3 separate regions of the Mus musculus genome follow, and regions 1 and 3 are each linked to region 2. Evidence: chromatin loops called from intact Hi-C (ENCODE). Cell type or tissue: heart. All regions are shown on one strand. Links, peaks and the distances in the headings refer to the core of each region. The heading gives the core; the rest is flanking DNA. Region 1 overlaps Edaradd (EDAR (ectodysplasin-A receptor)-associated death domain). Region 2 overlaps Ero1b (endoplasmic reticulum oxidoreductase 1 beta). Region 3 has its middle 6.4 kb from the start of Gm7040.

Region 1 (7,090 bases), core at 741-5,740, 120 kb before region 2:
CTAAAAGATGATGTGTTAGGACTCTTGGTCTCCAGGTAGTGGCAATCTTTGGAGAGATTGTGGAGCCTTTGGGAGGCAGAGCCTTCTAGAGAAAGAGTTGCTGGGGGAAGGAGGGTCCTCCAGGATTAATCATCTTTACCCTGTGTACCTGCATGCATGCAGGCATGCTCGTATGTGTGCACACAGTCTCACACACACACATGTCATTGGAGGTACAGTTCTGAGGAGTCTTTTTATGAAGTTACTGACATTTTAAGACATTCAGCATAGAGTTAGTATTTTTTTAATGACTTCAATGACTTTTAATGCTTATGTATTTCACACCTGCATGCCACAGTACCTATGTGGAGCTCAGAGAACAACTTGTGGGAATTGACTCTCTCCTCTCACCAACTGAGTCCTGGGGCTTGAACTCAGTTTATCCTGCCTGGTGGTAAGTACCTTCACTCACTGAGCCATTTCACTGCCCTAAGTTAGTATTTCTTAAAAATCTTTCTAGTGCAAACATACTGGCATGCATTTTTCAAAGTGTCTCTTTACTGGTTGCAACAGGTGAAACCTGCCTAGGAAAACAAGCTGTGACTTGATAATTCTGGGGAGGTGTGTTGGGGCAGCCCTGGGCCGGGATCTCCCTGGACTAGCTCCTTGGGAGCAACAAGGAATTGGCTCTCTAGAGTTGACAGTTGCTTGAATGGTGCGTGAAGGAATCTGGCCCCATCTCCTCTGAAATCTTCCCAAGCTGGTATCTAAGCATTAACTCACCATCTCCTTGATTACCCACTTGTTCCCAGTTCAGAGACTTTGCCAGGAACAGGTAAAACAATGTCGGTTATGTGTTTTCTGTCAAGTGTGGTGTAAAAGAACTGTCTGTTTTCAGGAGTAGAACCAGAGGTGGATCATCATGGATTTGAACAGACTTCTGGCCATGTTTAGCTCAGACTGCATTTTTTTTCCTTGAGTGTTTTTAAGTTTCAATTTATATTGAGTTTTTGAACGGCAATTAAGTAGCCATGATAAGACTTTATTGCTAATGCTATTTTCAAATGCCATGATAATTTCAAGGTAGAGTCACAAAGAGTCTCCTCGTTTAAACTGACAGAGATGGTTATGTTTGGATGAGATGGCAGAACGAGGAATTCAAGCAGGTAACAACTTGTTTGGTTTTGATTCTGGGTGGCTCGAGCAGTCGCGTGCGTGAAAGATGAGATGTGGAGCGAAGTGAATTGAAAGGGGCAGTTTCCAACACAGAGCAGCTAGATACACTGCGTGGAGAGATGTGGGGATCCTAGTGACTCTAGGCAAACATGGGCATCCGTGTGTGTGTGTGTGTGTGTGTGTGTGTGTGGCTTGCTAGCCAGTCACCTCAGTCCAAAACCTGAGAACCAAGCCAGAGAGAGATCCTGTCTCAAAAAAAATCAAGGTGGGTGGCACCAGAGGAGATGCTGGAGAACTGGAGATTGGCCAGTAACTTCCACAGGCATGTATACCCCCATACTATGTACTCTCATGTATATCTGTGTTCTTGTATGTACCACACACACACACACCCCATACACAGAGACAGTGATAACAAAAACAGCCCAAAGAGGGAAATAGACCAGGAAGAAGAGTCTTAAGGATGCTGAAGCTGCTGGTAGATGATTGACACAGAAAACTCCAGCAGGTCACGAAGCTGCGAGGATTAGTCATGGAACAGGTGAGTCTGAAGTGTTCCTGTCAGAGAGGGCAACCCACAGATACCTAGAGGATGGACTGGGTCGGGAGAAGCAGGTAGGAATAGTGAAATGACCCTTCACATACAGACACAGTACACTGGAGACCCTCTCGGAAGGCTAACTGCTCGCTTTTCCTCCTGCTCAGCGCATCTTGGGCCTATTCCTGGACCACCTTTGCCCACATTCCCTAGTCTTATCAGCCCTTACCTGCAGTGACTGTCTGTCGACAGCTCCTGGAGTGAATGGTTGGGCTGTTTGTCTCAGCATCTTCAGCATCTGGGACTCATTTCAGAAAACCACAGAGTACTCAAGTAACAGAAATAGATGATGGGCTACAGGACCTATGAGCTGATGACCATGCTAGAGTCCATACAAAGTAGGTATTAGGGGATGGCCCAGTCAAGAAAGTGCCTTTTATTCAAGCATGAGGACACACAACCTATGTGAAAATGCTGAGCAAATAACACTTGTTATTTTCACACTGAGGAGCCAGACATAGGAAGACCTCTTGGGTCTCATGGCCAGCTAGCCTGGTGTAATTCATGAGTTCTAGGCCAATGGCAGACCTTGTCTCAAAATCTGTGAATGGTATGTTTGTGTGCCTGACATCCAAGGGTGTCCTCCTGCCTCTACACGCATTCGCGTACATGCAAAACGCCCCTTCCCAGAAATGCATATACATTTCAAGAAAATGAGGCACCCACTAGAACTGCAGTTGACATCAGTCTTTAATGTTGTAGCACCCATTATTACAGTTATAAAATCTTTCCAAAAACAGAATCACAGAGGAGGTGAAAATGTAGACAGTTTCAAAAGGATAGCACCAAGGTGTACGGATGGCATTCCGAGGAAGCAGGGCTTTCGGAAGCTTTGCCTTCGCAGGCTGAAATGTCTGCGTAAGTTCCCAGAGGGATGCTGCAGAGGACAGACTGGACGGTCACACAAAATGCAACATCCTCTTCCATGTCCAAGAGATCTGGGCAGTTCCATCATTTCATTTCCAGTTGTATCACTGACCACTCCAGGGTCTTCAGTCCACGTGACCACCCAGGGATTCCCTCCCAGAGCCATAGCCCTCCACAGCCTCCGGAAGGAAGCACACCCTGTTCCACCAAGGTCCTTCAAGTCTAGGTCTTGGGAACCCACTGGTGCTCCATCCACTGATGCTGAGACTTCAATAGCCCCAGCACTCGGCCCAGCATCTTGGCTTTGATTCTCTCTAAACACAGCAAAGCTAAGATTCCCCCCTTCCTTGTGCATCTATAACCAAGGGCCCAGGAGTCCCAGGGTGGGGTCTGAGTCCCAGGCAGGCGACAAAACTGCAAATATCTCTCAGTGTGCTTCCGGAGGTGTGTGCCTCTCTCTGCCTTTGGTTTTGTAGCACCCGGGGCAGAGTGGTTTGGCATTGCTACATCGATGGCATTGTTGTTTCTGTGTGTACACGTGGCAACACGAAGCAGATGTTTGCTGCCAGCTCAGAGAGGGGAATACTGTTGGCCGGGGGAGGAAGACGATTTGAGATATGCATACAGCTCGCTCTGAGCAAGTGGTGTAGACAGCAATATCACGGCTTCAAATGGGAGGGAAATTATAAAGCAGGGACAATAGGGTTGATTAAAAAAAAAAAAAAAAAAAAAGACCTGGGGGAAAGTCTTTGCTCAAAACCAAATGAGATCTGCTTAACTGCCTTACATAGGAGAGGCCAGAAGAGAAAAATCTGTTTGGCCTCTGTTGTTAATCCTGTCTTTAGAAGCACGTCTTTTTGTAGTGTAAATGAGACTGCTGCATCCCAGCATCCTTGGGTGCTTAACTGGGAGAGGAAGAGACCCAAGAGACCCGAGGAGGCAAGTGCATCAGTGCTGACAGATGAGTACCAGGCCACTGTGCTGGGCACATCCTGGAGACATGAGCCTCCATCACTGTATAGTGCCTTCGTCTGCCAAGTCACAGAGAAAACATACCCTTTCTCTTTCTGTCTTAGTGGGGCCTCCTTGGAAGGCGCCTAACCAAGCCAGACTCTGTATCCTCCAGCAGGGGGCAGCATCACATAAATTACTGTTCGGGAGGGCCAGATTTTCTGTATTATTACAAAGTGCTACACAAGTAGGTGGCTACTTTGTACAGAGGTGTTTGTTTGTTTGTTTGTTTGTTTTAAGAGGCACAGGTTGGACATCCTAGCACAGCTTCAAGCCCTAACTAATTAAAAAACCTCACTGTGCTAATATTGCATGCCGTGTTTTTGCCCGACACTCTGGTATGGGTCCCCAGGAGTGTGTCATCTGTCCCTGTGTATACGGCTGTCCAGTGTGACTTTGAGTCCCTCCCTTTCGTTTGACTCTCCACTACTGCACCCAAATAAAATGCATCCTATATATGGCCTCATCATAGACCTTTACAGATGGAAATTTCTCTTAAAGAAAAATACTTTGGGAAACATAGCTAAGCAGATTTCAACATTTTAATAGGAAACCAACCTCATTCCCGAGCAGTTCACTTTAATATGGGTGTCCAGGACAGAAAGCTCTTAAGGGTTAATGATGATGGGGTGGAGAAATGGCTCATCAGGTAAGATCTCACACTACTCTTATAGAGGACATGAGTTCAGTTCCCAACACCCATGTCTAGCAACTCCGTCTCTGGGGGAATCTGACACCTCAGGTCTCTACAAACACCTATACTCACGTGCACACCTCACACAGAGACATGTGATTAAAAATGATCGAATATTTAAAAAGTGATGACTAAGCTTTCAATAATTAATCAGTTGGTCATAAAGTGACCTCCTCCCCCCTGGCCTCACCTCTGTGAAGTTCCAGGGTATCTATCTATGTTTCAGTAGAACCCACTGGCTATAAGCTACCTTTCAATAAGCTGGTTTGTACTGTAGCTGAGAATAATCCTTGGCTTTCTTTGTACAACACAGATCCAAGTCATCTTACACTTATAGTCAGAGTTAATTTCCGGACATCTTTCAGTACTTCTCTGCTGATTTCACGATCCTATTATAATTAGAAACGCTCACAAGGTAAATGCTGGGGTGACAGTCACGGAGCAGCACACATGGCTTGCATGACATTCTGTTTTCTTTTTGAAGCAGGGTCTCATATATGGAAGGCTGGCCTCAAACTCACGTTGTAGCTAAGGATAACTTTGAATTTCTGATCCTCTACTTCTACCCCCGAGTGCTGGAAGTGGGACGTGTATCATCACAGTGGTTTATGCAATGCTGGGGACCAAACTTTGGCTCACTAGGCAAGGACTCTAACAACTGAGCTGCATTCTCAGGCCAAGCTTGACATTCTTTTAGGGATTTGCGTGTGTGTGTGTGTGTGTGTGTAAGTGTATGCCATGTATGTACGAGTGCCCTTGGAGACTAGAAGAGGGTGTCGGATCCCCAGGAGCTAGTCATGACTCACCCCATGTGGGTACTTGAAACTTAGCTCAAGAGCAGCAAGTGTTCTTAAGTGCTGAGCCATCCCCCTAGCCCCGCTTCACAGTTTTGACCCAATGCCCGGAAGGTGAATTCAGTGAACACTTACAAGCACAGCTGTGTTCTGGAGCTGCATCCTGACCAGTTGCGTAGAGGCTGAAGTACTGGCAACACTTCCTGTGAAACACTTCCTGTGAAACACTTACTTCCTGTGAAACACTTCCTGTGAAAGCGATGGGTGAAAGGATTGGCTACCCCAGGCCAGTCATGAGCAGTACTCACTCTGGATGTTTGTAATGTACGGAACTCAAGTTCTGGCATACATTGGAAAGCTAGGGCTGGCATTTCCCAATGCTCCATCATTCCTCTATCTCTGAGCCTCACCTTCTGAGTTCCTTCCTGCAAAGTGATTTCCAAAGCCCCTCTCGTTTCCCTACAGTCGCCTCTGCTCTAAGAAGTGAGAGCTAAACCACGTGTGGTGGCCCAGCACTTGGAAGGCAGAAGCAGGCGATCGGAAATTCTGGGCCATCCTCTGCTACAGAATGAGAGTGAGAGCACCTTGGGCTAGGAGACCCTGTGAAAACCAGCCAGATCACGCCATGGAGAGCTTAATGAGAAAGTAGGCAACCAATCACATCTGCGCAATGTTTAGAGCTCCCCACAACATGCCCACAGGTTCTGCTAGAAGCCTAGATCACGCTCATGATGCTCACAACATCTGACTTTCCTGAGAAGCTACTTATAAAAATATCTGCGTCTAGGGGCTAGGGAGACGGGCTCTGCCGTTGGGTGCACTAGCTGCTCTTGCAGATGTGTTCCCAGCACCCACATGGAGATTGATGGACAGACATTTGCAACTCCAGTTCTAGGGGATCCGACGCCTTTCAACCACTGCAGGTACCATGCACACAGGGAAAACATTCATACAAATACATCTAAAAAACACTAGGACGTCTGCATTTAATCATCAGCTCCCACTTTAAATATATCTGGCAATAAAGTGGACGCTGGTGTGATTAACAGTGAACCAGAACTGATGGGCAAGTCTCACTGTAGACGTTGTTGATTGGAGTTCACGCTGTGTGGGAAGCTGGCTTTACCTACCAACCGCCTAAGGGGAAATCTAACTGTTATGAGAAAAAAAAAGTGGTTTAGAAAATCACCTTCTTTTGCGTTCCTCTTACTATCTCTGTGCTATACAGCCAGTATACATTCTTCCTTTCTGTTTACTTTAATTGGTGCACATGTACATGGGCCTGCGAGCTTGCGTGCACATGTGCATGGGGAAGCCAGAGAACAACTCTGATGTTGCTCCTTGGTTTTTTGAGACAGGATCTCTCATCAGCTTGTAGCTCAGCACATAGGCTAGGCTGGCTGGCAGAGGAGCCCCAGGGATCCACCTGTCTCCTAGCCAGAGTTAAAAGTATAAACCACCATGCCCAGCTTTTTTTTTTTTTTTGTGGGTTCTCATAAAAATAAAACCCATTAATAACAGAGGTGCAGGTGTAGCTCGCTCAGTGGTAGAGTCCTGGCCCTGCTTTTTTTTTTTTTTTTTAAAGGCATGCATAACAAGCAAGTATATGTGTGTGTGTGTGTTTAGGTCAAAGGTTGTCCCTCAGGTATCTTCCTTAGTTATTCTTCACTTTCCTTTTTTGAGACAGGGTCTCTCCCTGAACAAAAACCTTGCCAATTTGGCTATCTGGCTGGCCAGGGAGTTCCTGGACCTTGCTCCCCAGTACTGGAGTTACAGGCACATGCTGCCACGTCTGGCTATTATGTGTGCGCTCATTGGCCCATGTCCTCAGCCTTCCCAAAGGGCATTTTAAAAGATGTGCGCGTGTGTGTTTGTTGTTGTTGTTGTTGCACATGTATGCAGATGTGCATGTACATGTGTGTGCATATAGACTTCCAAAGTTGATGTTGAAAGTTTTCCTCAATCACTCTG
Region 2 (7,090 bases), core at 715-5,714:
AGTCTGCAGGATGATTGTTAACACAGAAGTTGACATATTAGATAACCTGTAATATAGTGTTAACAATTTTTTTTGGTTTTTGTTTTGTTTTGTTGAGATAGGGTTTCTGTATAGCTCTGGATGTCCTGAAACTCGCTCTATAGACCAGGCTGGCTTTGAACTTGAGATCTGCCTGCCTCTCCCTCCCAAGTGCTGGGATTAAAAGTGTGCACCACCACCCAGCACTTGTTTGGTTTTTTTGTTTATTTATTTGTTTTGTTTTGAAGACAGATTATCTCTATTTTGCCCTGACTACCTTGGAACTCATTATATAGAACAGATTAGCTTTGAAGTCTTAGAGATCCACCTGCCTCTGCCGCCTGAGTGCTAGGAAAGGTATGTGGCACTGTCTTAGTCGGTGTTTTATTGCTGTGAAGAGACACCTCGATCATGACAACTCTTATAAAAAGAAAACCTTTAGTTGGGGTTTGCTTACAGTTTCAAAGGTTTAGTCAGTCAGTTATCCACATGGTGGGGAACATGACAGCAAGCAGGCAGACATGGTAGCTGAGAGTTCTACATCTGGGTCCAAAAGCGACAAGAAGAGAGAGTACCACTGGGCCTCATTGGGCCCTTGAAACCTCAAAGCTCACCTCCAGTGACACACTTCCTCCAACAAAGCCATCCACCGAATCCCTCTTAAGTAGCACTACTTCGTAACAACTAAGCATTTACATATATGAACCTACGGGGGCCATTCCTGTTCAAACCACCACAGCCACCGTGATCATTTTAACCAGTTTTTGTTTGTTTGTTTGTTTGTTTTAAATACTGTTTTCACAGGACTTGCTGGCATACACCTTTGAGAGACAAAGACAGGCAGATCTCTTTTTGAGGTTAGCCTACTCTACTAAGTAAATTCCAGGACAGCCAGAGATATTCAAAGAAACTCTGTCTTGAAAAAAAACAATCAAACCAAAGAAAAAATAAAAACAAAAAACAAAAAGCCAAACCCCACATTGGTTTCTTAAATTGTACATATGGAAGGTATGTCTTGTGAGTATATTTATTTAGGCAGGTCTTTAGAGCCCAGTAGCTCTCTTACTATAGCTGCTCTAGCCTCCTTGCTCTGAGAGGCCCTAGTTCTGCCTCTGGCATGCTGGAGTTATATAGGTGGCCACCATTCCTGTCAAACATTTACCTGGTTCTTTTGGGACACCAACTCTGGTCCTTATGCTTTCAGGACAAGTGGCTTATCCACTGAGACACCTCCCTAGCTCTACTTTAAGATTTAAGATTATGAACTTGAAACACTTATGGCTTTTATATAACTTTATGCATATGAAGCTATGCTGCATACTCTTACTCTGAATAGCAGTGTCCACCTGTGCCCCAGTGATGTTTACCTGTCATTTGTCATTGTTGCCAGGATCCAGGATTGTTGTTTAGATGTGCCTGTTGTATTAATGTCAGTGGATTAAAATTAAAACCTCAAGAATATTCACTCAAGTGTATTCATGAAAATACTTGCATGCACCTGTTTCTGATGTCTTAGTGGTGTTTCTTTCTCTGTGTGGAAGGAAGAGAATGCTATAGGTCAAGAAGTAGGTTTTCAGTACTTTTGTGGTTTAATACCCACTAACTCGGGGGCTCTCTCTGTTCCCCTGCTAGCATTATACACAGCTAGTTGCTTCCCTCCGTTCATATTTCTGCTCAGATGTCACCTGTTTCCCCCAGGCCCCACACTGGTGGTTTCTGCCCAGCCCACTTTCCAACATGTACCTACAGCCTGTTACCCAGGAGGTTTTGTTTGTGTGCTGTCTGCCTTCTTCAGTTAGACTGATATACCTGTGGACAAGAGCTTGGTCTTTGACTCAGAGATGTAATGTCCAGACTCGTATGTGGACATGGAAGTCCTTAATGAATACTCGGCTAAATGAACAATTGGCCTAAATAGGGTGATGGGCAGGGCGTGTTCATTAATAATTTGAAAACACTGTTCAAAGTAATCGTTTCCAAATCTGGCTGTTACGATTACTTGAACTTCATAAACTATGGATCCTCCTCAAGTGTGCAGACCATGCTTTTATAGCGAATTTGGAACAAATTAGATAAGATTGGCAATGGACTTATAAGCTCAACCAAGAACCTTAACATGTTTAAATCTGTAACGTATGCAACAAGTCTGCACTCACTGTGAGCTGACCCAATGTTACACTGTGTTTTAAGAAAGTGCCTGGGTTGTGTTTGGTACACTAGAAAATGAGGTGAAACCTCATACCACTGCTACTAAGTTAGGACAGTTAAAGAAAAATTCATTTGGAACAACGCTACATTTGAGGGAGGACATATTAATCCAGTCTGATAAATTTGCAAAATTACGAAGGGCAGAATCCCAATCTCTGGATCCTTAGATAATAGTTAGCGTGGCAAAATAGAAAAGATAGCTTTGTAGGAGGAAGAAAACTTCCAGGGAGAGGGGCATAGGGATTATAAGCCAGTGAGAATTAGGTAGGATCAATGTCCTAGCAGACCTGGGTGGAGAATGGCCGGCCTCAGCACCACTGTGGGAACTTGCTGCATCACTCACTCTGGAGAGAAGGCAGTCCTCATCAGTGTAGGGCGGGGCTTTTCAGTAAATACCAAATAGAAATCTTAGGGTTTTGTAGACCCCCATCTCTGTGGCACTCTCTCAGTGCTGCCAGGGTGATGTGAAAGCAGCCCGTGACCACCACCCCTCCCTCCCAGCAGCAGCCACGTGAGGCGCGTGGGTAGCTTGCCAGCTCCCTTACGTGAGCTAACAAATCCTACCCTTTTGTGATTTGAAAAAAGTATTAAAAGATGTTTTAACTGAAAGAAAACCGAGAACAAAAATTTTATTTAATGAGTTAAAAAAAAACTTGATATAATTGCTTATACACTTTTTTTTTTAAACTTCCTTAAAGTTCTTAGATGATTTGAGTGTGGGTGTACACATTCGTGGTGCTGAGTATCAACCACACATGCTAGGCAAGTATGGTTTCATTGAGCTACATTGCTGACCCACTAAAATATATTGTAAATCGTCATGGTTTGATGTCATCAGTGTAGGGCAGGGCTGGACAGGGCTTTTCAGTAAATACCTTTTCTTTATAGTTGTTGAATGGGTTTTCTGTGGTAAGGAGACTGGTGCAAGTCCTACCTACACACTCATAGCAGACCCTGCCCATGATATATAAGAATATATGTGTATAAATATATACATGCATATATTTAAAATGAATATATGTCTATACATATGCATATATATATATATATCAGAGAATACATTAATGACATTCAGTGATATTCAAGAAGTTTTATTTATAACCAAATCTGCTTTACAGAGTTTAAAAAATAGCTCAAAGAATTAAAAATATGTAACTGATGCTAGAGACATGGCTCAGCAGTTAATGGCTGCTCTTACTGAAGACCTGGGTTCAATTTCTAGAACCTAGATGGCCGCTCACAGCTGTCTGTAACTCCAGCTGCAGGGGATCTGGCGCCCTCCTTTGGCCTTTGTTGGAACTGCACGATGTGGTACAGAAGCATACATGTAGGCAAAATACCCATATGTAAGGTTTTAAAGATGAATGACACAGAAATTAGAAATAAAATGAGAAAGCCATTCTGTTCCTGCCCAGGCCTCTGCTCCCTGAAGTGTGCTCAGTAAAATTGTCTTTTTATTACTCTGGAAAAAATAGAAACTAAATAGTACATTTTAACATATTGTTTAATCACAATATTATACATATGTGTGTGTGTGTGTGTATATCCATATACATCCTTTTTTCCGCTTAAGGTTTGTGATTGCGTAAAGGTAGTAAAAACCAGAGCTTCACAAGTATCTCACGTAGCTGCTTCCTGCATCCTTACCCTACAAAACAATGCTTAAAAAAAATCCTCTACCGCACTCTCCCCGGGCTCTGTCCTAGTGGCTGGTGTGGAGTATAGGGCACCCGCTGCCCACTGATGCACGGTCCCTTTCCACAGTGCTGGAGCTGGGCTTGAGTCTGTGCCCGTGTATTCCTACGACTTCTCAGAGTCCCATGGGCAATGACTGAGGAGACAAACCATGCAGGAAACAGTCTTTTAAAAAAACCCTCATGATTTGAACTTTTATTTTTTATTAGAATTTTTAAAATTAATGGCTTCAAGTCAAATTAAACTTCTTGTGAGTTTTTGTATATTCAATTGTAACTTGTTTCCTGTGTCTTTGTGACTAGGATTAGAGATAAGATCTTGCATTCTGTAAAATCATGTTTCCATTATCTCTGTTGTATTCAATCCATTTAATAGGACAATTTATGGTTACCTTTTTATCCTCCTACATCACGATAGCAGCAGGTAGTCCTTGTAGGGCATGGGCCGGGTTGCCGGGTTTCCCTGTGATTATGGGGACAACAGTCAATGAATATCTGATGCATCTTGTTAAAGAGACAGAAAAATACATTGCCAAGTAGAAAAGGAAGAGGAAGTTTAAAGACCAAATTATTCTGTAGAGAATAATGGAAAAATCTTTGTAATACAAGATGGAACAAAATAATGTTTCTGAGCCAGGCAGTGGTGGTGTTACCTTTAATCCCAGCACTTGGGAGGCAGAGGCAGGTGGATTTCTGAGTTCGAGGCCAGCCTGGTCTACAGAGTGAGTTCCAGGACAGCCAGGGCTAGAAGGAGAAACCCCGTCTCGAAAAAACAAACAAAAAATAGTGTTTGAGTCTATGTTGAGATAGATAAATTATAGAAAGAAATGACATGAATCTGATTCATTTCTTTTTACTCCTGTGTGGTTAAATCTGATTCTGTTATTTCTTTTTATTCCTGGATGGTTATAACTAAGGTGGAGAATGTTACATTCCCTGAGTGAACTTTGAGGAACCAAAGAAAGGAAGGAGTTGTTCTTTTCCCTCTTGAGTAATTTGTCCAAGTGCTACACATTCAGGGTCAAGGGTGGTCACAGGGACTAAGCACCCAACCGTGTGAGGTGGAGTGGACTTGACCCAGGAACTTCTCTGGTTGGAGAGTCATTGTCCTGTGGCTTACCATTTGCTCCTGACAGATGAGCGGTCTCCTGCTGCACAGTATGTGGACCTGCTGCTGAACCCGGAACGGTACACTGGCTACAAGGGCTCCTCAGCATGGAGGGTGTGGAACAGCATCTATGAAGAAAACTGCTTCAAGTAATTGAGGGCCGGAGTAGGAGAGGCGGGTCTTGTTTGTGTTGTAAAAGGTACCACATGTACGTTAAACCATTTTACAGCTCGGTTTTGTGCTCTTCTTCAGGCCTCGATCTGTTTATCGTCCTTTAAATCCTTTGGCGCCCAGCAGAGGTGGGTTTTCCATACATTCCATGCTTTTTCAAATTGAAGAAAAACAAAGTGACAATTTTATATTTGGCTTAATTTTAGTGATATGAATGGTCTATGCATACCCTAGATTTCTTGAGAAATTTAAGCTCTAGAGGCCAGGTCCTGCCCTACAGAGAGTGAGGACCCTGCCCCCATGTTTTTAAACACTAGTTTCATGACTCTCAGCCTTCCTAATGCTGGAACCTTTTAATAGAGTTCCTCATGTTGTGGTGACCCCAACCATAAAAGTATCTTTGTTGCTACTTCATAACTGCAAATTTGCTATGGTTATAAATTATAGTGTAAATATCTGTACTTTCTGATGGTCTTAGGTGATACCTGTGAAAGGTCATTCAACCCCAAAGAGCTCATGACCCACAGGCTGAGAAACAATATCCTAGTTGGTTAAGTGCAGCCAAGGTGGAGAGTCAGGGGCTCATCACAGCTTCCTCCACAGTGCACGCAGGTTACCTGGGAGCCAGGTGAGCACACAACACAGGGGCTGTGTCACACCAGAGCCCTATCTAACACACTCTTTGTGCTGCCTGGGGTACTTACCTATGGACCATGCTCTGTACAGAGAGGGTGATGGGAATGTAGGCAGTCTGGCTGCCCTCATACTGTTCCAGCCTCTGCACTGCTCCACAAAGTGGCCAGTTAGCAGCTGGCCATTAGCTGTTTCTGAGGTTAGTGTGAGCCTGAATTATAGTTTTGCGTTTTAAGTTTAGTTCACTTGATGTAAATGTGGTGGCAGTGCCATCTGCCATTGTCATCATGTAAGAACTTGCATGTTTAGGCAGAACTCTTGGCCTACAGCATGTGACACTGAGGTTGTAGTGCCCAGGCACACCTCTAAAAACATCTCTTTCAGGTACATAGTAGCCACTGTGCCGTTCAGATGGTGTAGCATGTTGTAGTTGGGACATTGTCATCCTCTCATCTACGAATAGCAAAGACCTAAGACTGGCCCTGTAGCTGACCTCCCAGTCCAGAGTTCAGGTCAGGACTGAGACAAAAAGTGGAAATTCCTTTGAAGATTTGTACCTTCTGGCCTGAGGCCCAAATAGATGTGGAATAATTGAACATAGGCATTGCTTTTAAATGCTGGCTGTATCTAGGCAAAATGCTATTCTCCAAGCTAGTTCTGAAACTGCCTGGTAAGGTTGGGATTATGAACTTATTTTTTTGTGTCTTTTGCTGCTTTTACATCATAACTTTGGTTTTCAACTTCAATGTCTTAATTACACAAAATGTTAGAAAAATCGAGACACTGGAGAAGCTATCTAAAGGACAAGAGGCCATCCCTGCCTGTCTGTCCCCTTCACAGTTAAGGAAGACATTTCTTCTGACCTTTCCTGTGGTTACTCTGTTTCAAAGAAGAAAATACAATTTATTTTTAAATAAAAGATGCCAGATACAAAGAAACACTTTGTTTCCATTTACCATAAATTAGACAAGAAACTGCTGGACAGAGGAAGAGGGGAAAGAAATCAACAAAGAGAAGATGGAAGAAAAAAGCTGGGACAAACTTTCAAAGGCAGGCCCAGGCAGTGAGAGTAGGCACAGCTCTGCTGCTGCTCAAGGAAGCCTGCCACTGTGGCTGATGGTATTGGTGGGTTCTTGACTGACATGGAGGGCTCTGCCTGCTCGGGATACAGTTTCATCCACTCTATTCCTGAAGCAGTGTCATCTCTAGGCCTCTGTTTTTCCCAAAGGTTTTAAGCAACAGAACCTTTTCCTGAGAA
Region 3 (7,090 bases), core at 659-5,658, 740 kb after region 2:
CTCAAAGTATAAGGCAAGGACAGACAACCACAACTGCCCTCTGATCCCTACATGCATGCTGTGACATGCGCGCACACACACTCCATACATGGGGTTAAAAAAAAATAGCTCACTTCCAATACCAGTATCCTATCAGTCTGCAGGATGATTATTAACACAGAAGTTGACATATTAGATAACCTGTAATATAGTGTTGACAATTTTTTTTGTTTTTTGTTTTGTTTTGTTGAGATAGGGTTTCTGTATAGCTCTGGACGTCCTGAAACTCGCTCTATAGACTAGGCTGGCTTTGAACTTGAGATCTGCCTGCCTCTCCCTCCCAAGTGCTGGGATTAAAAGTGTGCACCACCACCCAGCACTTGTTTGGTTTTTTTGTTTGTTTGTTTTGTTTTGAAGACAGATTATCTCTATTTTGCCCTGACTACCTTGGAACTCATTATATAGAACAGATTAGCTTTGAAGTCTTAGAGATCCACCTGCCTCTGCCTCCTGAGTGCTAGGAAAGGTATGTGGCACTGTCTTAGTCGGTGTTTTATTGCTGTGAAGAGACACCTAGATCATGACAACTCTTACAAAAAGAAAACCTTTAGTTTGGGTTTGCTTACAGTTTCAAAGGTTTAGTCAGTCAGTTATCCACTTGGTGGGGAACATGACAGCAAGCAGGCAGAAACAGTAGCTGAGAGTTCTACATCTGGGTCCAAAGGCAACAAGAGAGAGTACCACTGGGCCCTCACTGGGCCCTTGAAACCTCAAAGCTCACCTCCAGTGACACACTTCCTCCAACAAAGCCATCCACCTAATCCCTCTTAAGTAGCACTACTTCGTAACGACTAAGCATTTACATATATGAACCTACGGAGGCCATTCCTGTTCAAACCACCACAGCCACCGTGACCATTTTAACCAGTTTTTGTTTTTTTAAATACTGTTTTCACAGGACTTGCTGGCACACACCTTTGAGAGGCAAAGACAGGCAGGTCTCTTTTTGAGGTTAGCCTACTCTACTAAGTAAATTCCAGGACAGCCAGAGCTATTCAAAGAAACTCTGTCTTGAAAAACCAATCAAACCAAAGAAAAAATCAAAACAAAAAGCAAACCCCACATTGGTTTCTTAAATTGTACATATGGAAGGTATGTCTTGTGAGTATATTTATTTAGGCAGGTCTTTAGAGCCCAGTAGCTCTCTTACTATAGCTACTCTAGCCTCCTTGCTCTGAGAGGCCCTAGTTCTGCCTCCGGCATGCTGGAGTTATATAGGTGGCCACCATTCCTGTCAAACATTTACCTGGTTCTCTTGGGACACCAACTGTGGTCCTTATGCTTTCAGGACAAGTGTCTTATCCACTGAGACATCTCCCTAGCTCTACTTTAAGATTTAAGATTATGAATTTGAAACACTTATGGCTTTTATATAACTTTATGCAAATGAAGCTATGCTGCATACTGTTACTCTGAATAGCAGTGTCCACCTGTGCCCCAGTGATGTTTACCTATTATTTGTCATTGTTGCCAGGATCCAGGATTGTTGTTTAGATGTGCCTGTTGTATTAATGTCAGTGGATTAAAATTAAAACCTCAAGAATATTCACTCAAGTGTATTCATGAAAATACTTGCATGCACCTGTTTCTGATGTCTTATTGGTGTGACTTTCTCTGTGTGGAAGGAAGAGAATGCTATAGGTGAAGAAGTAGGTTTTCAGTACTTTTGTGGTTTAATACCCACTAACTCGGGGGCTCTCTCTGTTCCCCTGCTAGCATTATACACAGCTGGCTGCTTCCCTCCGTTCATACTTCTGCTCAGATGTCACCTGTTTCCCCCAGGCCCCACACTGGTGGTTTCTGCCCAGCCCACTTTCCAACATGTACCTACAGCCTGTTACCCAGGAGGTTTTGTTTGTGTGCTGTCTGCCTTCTTCAGTTAGACTGATATACCTGTGGACAAGAGCTTGGTCTTTGACTCAGAGATGTAATGTCCAGACTCGTATGTGGACATGGAAGTCCTTAATGAATACTCGGCTAAATGAACAATTGGCCTAAATAGTGTGATGGGCAGGGCGTGTTCATTAATAATTTGAAAACACTGTTCAAAGTAATCGTTTCCAAATCTGCCTGTTACGATTACTTGAACTTTATAAACTATGGATCCTCCTCAAGTGTGCAGACTATGCTTTTATAGCGAATTTGGAACAAATTAGATAAGATTGGCAATGGACTTATAAGCTCAACCAAGAACCTTAACATGTTTAAATCTGTAACGTATGCAACAAGTCTGCACTCACTGTGAGCTGACCCAATGTTACACTGTGTTTTAAGAAAGTGCCTGGGTTGTGTTTGGTACACTAGAAAATGAGGTGAAACCTCATACCACTGCTACTAAATTAGGACAAAGAAAAATTCATTTGGAACTACGCTACATTTATGGCAAGACATATTAAGTTTTATGTATAACCAAATCTGCTTTACAGAGTTTAAAAAATAGCTCAAAGAATTAAAAATATGTAAAATCCAATTTGATAAATTTGCAAAATTAGGAAGGGCAGAATCCCAATCTCTGGATCCTTAGATAATAGTTAGCGTGGCAAAATAGAAAAGATAGCTTTGTAGGAGGAAGAAAACTTCCAGGGAGAGGGGCATAGGGATTATAAGCCAGTGAGAATTAGGTAGGATCAATGTCCTAGCAGACCTGGGTGGAGAATGGCCTCAGCACCACTGTGGGAACTTGCTGCATCACTCACTCTGGAAGAAGGCAGTCCTCATCAGTGTAGGGCAGGGCTTTCCAGTAAATACCAAATAGAAATCTTAGGGTTTTGTAGACCCCCATCTCTGTGGCACTCTCTCAGTGCTGCCAGGGTGATGTGAAAGCAGCCCGTGACCACCACCCCTCCCTCCCAGCAGCAGCCACGTGAGGCGCATGGGTAGCTTGCCAGCTCCCTTACGTGAGCTAACAAATCCTACCCTTTTGTGATTTGAAAAAAGTATTAAAAGATGTTTTAACTGAAAGAAAACCGAGAACAAAAATTTTATTTAATGAGTTAAAAAAAACTTGATATAATTGCTTATACACTTTTTTTTTTAACTTCCTTAAAGTTCTTAGATGATTTGAGTGTGGGTGTACACATTCGTGGTGCTGAGTATCAACCACACATGCTAGGCAAGTATGGTTTCATTGAGCTACATTGCTGACCCACTAAAATATATTGTAAATCGTCATGGTTTGATGTCATCAGTGTAGGGCAGGGCTGGACAGGGCTTTTCAGTAAATACCTTTTCTTCATAGTTGTTGAATGGGTTTTCTGTGGTAAGGAGATTGGTGCAAGTCCTACCTACACACTCATAGCAGACCCTGCACATTATATATAAGAATATATGTGTATAAATACATATATGCATATATTTAAAATGAATATATGTCTATACATATGCATATTATATCAGAATACATTAATGACATTCAGTGATATTCAAGAAGTTTTATTTATAACCAAATCTGCTTTACAGAGTTTAAAAAAATAGCTCAAAGAATTAAAAATATGTAACTGATGTTAGAGACATGCTCAGCAGTTAATGGCTGCTCTTACTGAGGACCTGGATTCAATTTCTAGAACCTAGATGGCCACTCACAGCTCTCTATAACTCCAGCTGCAGGGGATCTGGCGCCCTCTTTTGGCCTTTGTTGGAACTGCACGATGTGGTACAGAAGCATACATCTAGGCAAAATACCCATATGTAAGGTTTTAAAGATGAATGATACAGAAATTAGAAATAAAATGAGAAGGCCATTCTGTTCCTGCCCAGGCCTCTGCTCCCTTGAAGTGTGCTCAGCAAAATTGTCTTTTTATTACTCTGGAAAAAATAGAAACTAAATAGTACATTTTAACATACCGTTTAATCACACTATCATACACGTGTGTGTGTGTATATATATATCCATATATATCCTTTTTCCTCTTAAGGTTTGTGTTTGCTTAAAGGTAGTAAAAACCAGAGCTTCACAAGTATCTCACTTAGCTGCTTCCTGCATCCTTACCCCTACAAAACAATGCTTTAAAAAAAAAATCCCCTACCGCCCTCTCCCCGGGCTCTGTCCTGGTGGCTGGTATGGCGTATAGGGCACCCGCTGCCCACTGATGCACGGTCCCTTTCCACAGTACTGGAGCTGGGCTTGAGTCTGTGCCCGTGTATTCCTACGACTTCTCAGAGTCCCATGGGCAATGACTGAGGAAACAAACCATGTGGGAAACAGTCTTTACAAAAAAACCCTCATGATTTGAACTTTTATTTTTTATTAGAATTTTTAAAATTAATGGCTTCAAGTCAAATTAAACTTCTTGTGAGTTTTTGTATATTCAATTGTAACTTGTTTCCTGTGTCTTTGTGACTAGGATTAGAGATAAGATCTTGCATTCTGTAAAATCATGTTTCCATTATCTCTGTTGTATTCAATCCATTTAATAGGACAATTTATGGTTACCTTTTTATCCTCCTACATCACGATAGCAGCAGGTAGTCCTTGTAGGGCATGGGCCGGGTTGCCGGGTTTCCCTGTGATTATGGGGACAACAGTCAATGAATATCTGATGCATCTTGTTAAAGTGACAGAAAAATACATTACCAAGTAGAAAAGGAAGAGGAAGTTTAAAGACCAAATTATTCTGTAGAGAATAATGGAAAAATCTTTGTAATACAAGATGGAACAAAATAATGTTTCTGAGCCAGGCAGTGGTGGTGTTACCTTTAATCCCAGCACTTGGGAGGCAGAGGCAGGTGGATTTCTGAGTTCGAGGCCAGCCTGGTCTACAGAGTGAGTTCCAGGACAGTCAGGGCTAGAAGGAGAAACCCCGTCTCGAAAAAACAAACAAAAAATAGTGTTTGAGTCTATGTTGAGATAGATAAATTATAGAAAGAAATGACATAAATCTGATTCATTTCTTTTTACTCCTATGTGGTTAAATCTGATTCTGTTATTTCTTTTTATTCCTGGATGGTTATAACTAAGGTGGAGAATGTTACATTCCCTGAGTGAACTTTGAGGAACCAAAGAAAGGAAGGAGTTGTTCTTTTCCCTCTTGAGTAATTTGTCCAAGTGCTACACATTCAGGGTCAAGGGTGGTCACAGGGACTAAGCACCCAACCGTGTGAGGTGGAGTGGACTTGACCCAGGAACTTCTCTGGTTGGAGAGTCATTGTCCTGTGGCTTACCATTTGCTCCTGACAGATGAGCGGTCTCCTGCTGCACAGTATGTGGACCTGCTGCTGAACCCGGAACGGTACACTGGCTACAAGGGCTCCTCAGCATGGAGGGTGTGGAACAGCATCTATGAAGAAAACTGCTTCAAGTAATTGAGGGCCGGAGTAGGAGAGGCGGGTCTTGTTTGTGTTGTAAAAGGTACCACATGTACGTTAAACCATTTTACAGCTCGGTTTTGTGCTCTTCTTCAGGCCTCGATCTGTTTATCGTCCTTTAAATCCTTTGGCGCCCAGCAGAGGTGGGTTTTCCATACATTCCATGCTTTTTCAAATTGAAGAAAAACAAAGTGACAATTTTATATTTGGCTTAATTTTAGTGATATGAATGGTCTATGCATACCCTAGATTTCTTGAGAAATTTAAGCTCTAGAGGCCAGGTCCTGCCCTACAGAGAGTGAGGACCCTGCCCCCATGTTTTTAAACACTAGTTTCATGACTCTCAGCCTTCCTAATGCTGGAACCTTTTAATAGAGTTCCTCATGTTGTGGTGACCCCAACCATAAAAGTATCTTTGTTGCTACTTCATAACTGCAAATTTGCTATGGTTATAAATTATAGTGTAAATATCTGTACTTTCTGATGGTCTTAGGTGATACCTGTGAAAGGTCATTCAACCCCAAAGAGCTCATGACCCACAGGCTGAGAAACAATATCCTAGTTGGTTAAGTGCAGCCAAGGTGGAGAGTCAGGGGCTCATCACAGCTTCCTCCACAGTGCACGCAGGTTACCTGGGAGCCAGGTGAGCACACAACACAGGGGCTGTGTCACACCAGAGCCCTATCTAACACACTCTTTGTGCTGCCTGGGGTACTTACCTATGGACCATGCTCTGTACAGAGAGGGTGATGGGAATGTAGGCAGTCTGGCTGCCCTCATACTGCTCCAGCCTCTGCACTGCTCCACAAAGTGGCCAGTTAGCAGCTGGCCAGTGGTTAGTGTGAGCCTGAATTATAGTTTTGCGTTTTAAGTTTAGTTCACTTGATGTAAATGTGGTGGCAGTGCCATCTGCCATTGTCATCATGTAAGAACTTTCATGTTTAGGCAGAACTCTTGGCCTACAGCATGTGACACTGAGGTTGTAGTGCCCAGGCACACCTCTAAAAACATCTCTTTCAGGTACATAGTAGCCACTGTGCTGTTCAGATGGTGTAGCATGTTGTAGTTAGTGGGGACATTGTCATCCTCTCATCTACGAATAGCAAAGACCTAAGACTGGCCCTGTAGCTGACCTCCCAGTCCAGAGTTCAGGTCAGGACTGAGACAAAAAGTAGAAATTCCTATGAAGATTTGTACCTTCTGGCCTGAGGCCCAAATAGATGTGGAATAATTGAACATAGGCAATGCTTTTAAATGCTGGCTCTATCTAGGCAAAATGCTATTCTCCAAGCTAGTTCTGAAACTGCCTGGTAAGGTTGGGATTATGAACTTATTTTTCTGTGTCTTTTGCTGCTTTTACATCATAACTTTGGTTTTTCAACTTCAATGTCTTAATTACACAAAATTTTAGAAAAATCGAGACACTGGAGAAGCTATCTAAAGGACAAGAGGCCATCCCTGCCTGTCTGTCCCCGTCACAGTTAAGGAAGGCATTCCTTCTGACCTTTCCTGTGGTTACTCTGTTTCAAAGAAGAAAATACAATTTATTTTTAAATAAAAGATGCCAGATACAAAGAAACACTTTGTTTCCATTTACCATAAATTAGACAAGAAACTGCTGGACAGAGGAAGAGGGGAAAGAAATCAACAAAGAGAAGATGGAAGAAAAAAGCTGGGACAAACTTTCAAAGGCAGGCCCAGGCAGTGAGAGTAGGCACAGCTCTGCTGCTGCTCAAGGAAGCCTGCC

What was found. Hi-C counts contacts between places; a loop is a spot of excess contacts. Peaks named below come from ENCODE experiments on the same cell type or tissue, not always from the same donor. Only the 100,000 strongest peaks of a DNase experiment are listed, where the experiment ranks them.
Region 1: it touches region 2 in a loop (7-fold over the local background); 13 of 42 quality-filtered maps call a loop at or near these places.
Region 3: a loop joins it to region 2, with 3 times the contacts of the local background. A loop is called at or near these places in 9 of 42 quality-filtered maps.

What each region holds. Positions count from the first base shown.
Region 1 is chr13:12,470,207-12,477,296 of GRCm38, forward strand. It overlaps Edaradd (EDAR (ectodysplasin-A receptor)-associated death domain), which reads right to left. Exons shown (of 6, transcript NM_133643.4): 6 at 1,003-7,090. Among named protein-coding and RNA genes, the nearest start is that of Lgals8, 12 kb to the left of the region's middle. In heart, for the core only: a CTCF peak has its summit at 3,748 (motif pointing right); a DNase peak (open chromatin) is centred at 3,709; H3K27me3 peaks cover 1,614 bases.
Region 2 is chr13:12,585,705-12,592,794 of GRCm38, forward strand. Ero1b (endoplasmic reticulum oxidoreductase 1 beta) reads left to right here. Exons shown (of 16, transcript NM_026184.2): 7 at 5,057-5,177; 8 at 5,281-5,327. It also overlaps the pseudogene Gm25483. Among named protein-coding and RNA genes, the nearest start is that of Ero1b, 23 kb to the left of the region's middle. In heart, for the core only: a CTCF peak has its summit at 3,509 (motif pointing left); no DNase peak of the experiment used is centred there.
Region 3 is chr13:13,325,427-13,332,516 of GRCm38, forward strand. It overlaps the pseudogene LOC115488269 and the pseudogene Gm18562. Among named protein-coding and RNA genes, the nearest start is that of Gm7040, 6.4 kb to the left of the region's middle. In heart, for the core only: a CTCF peak has its summit at 3,667 (motif pointing left); no DNase peak of the experiment used is centred there.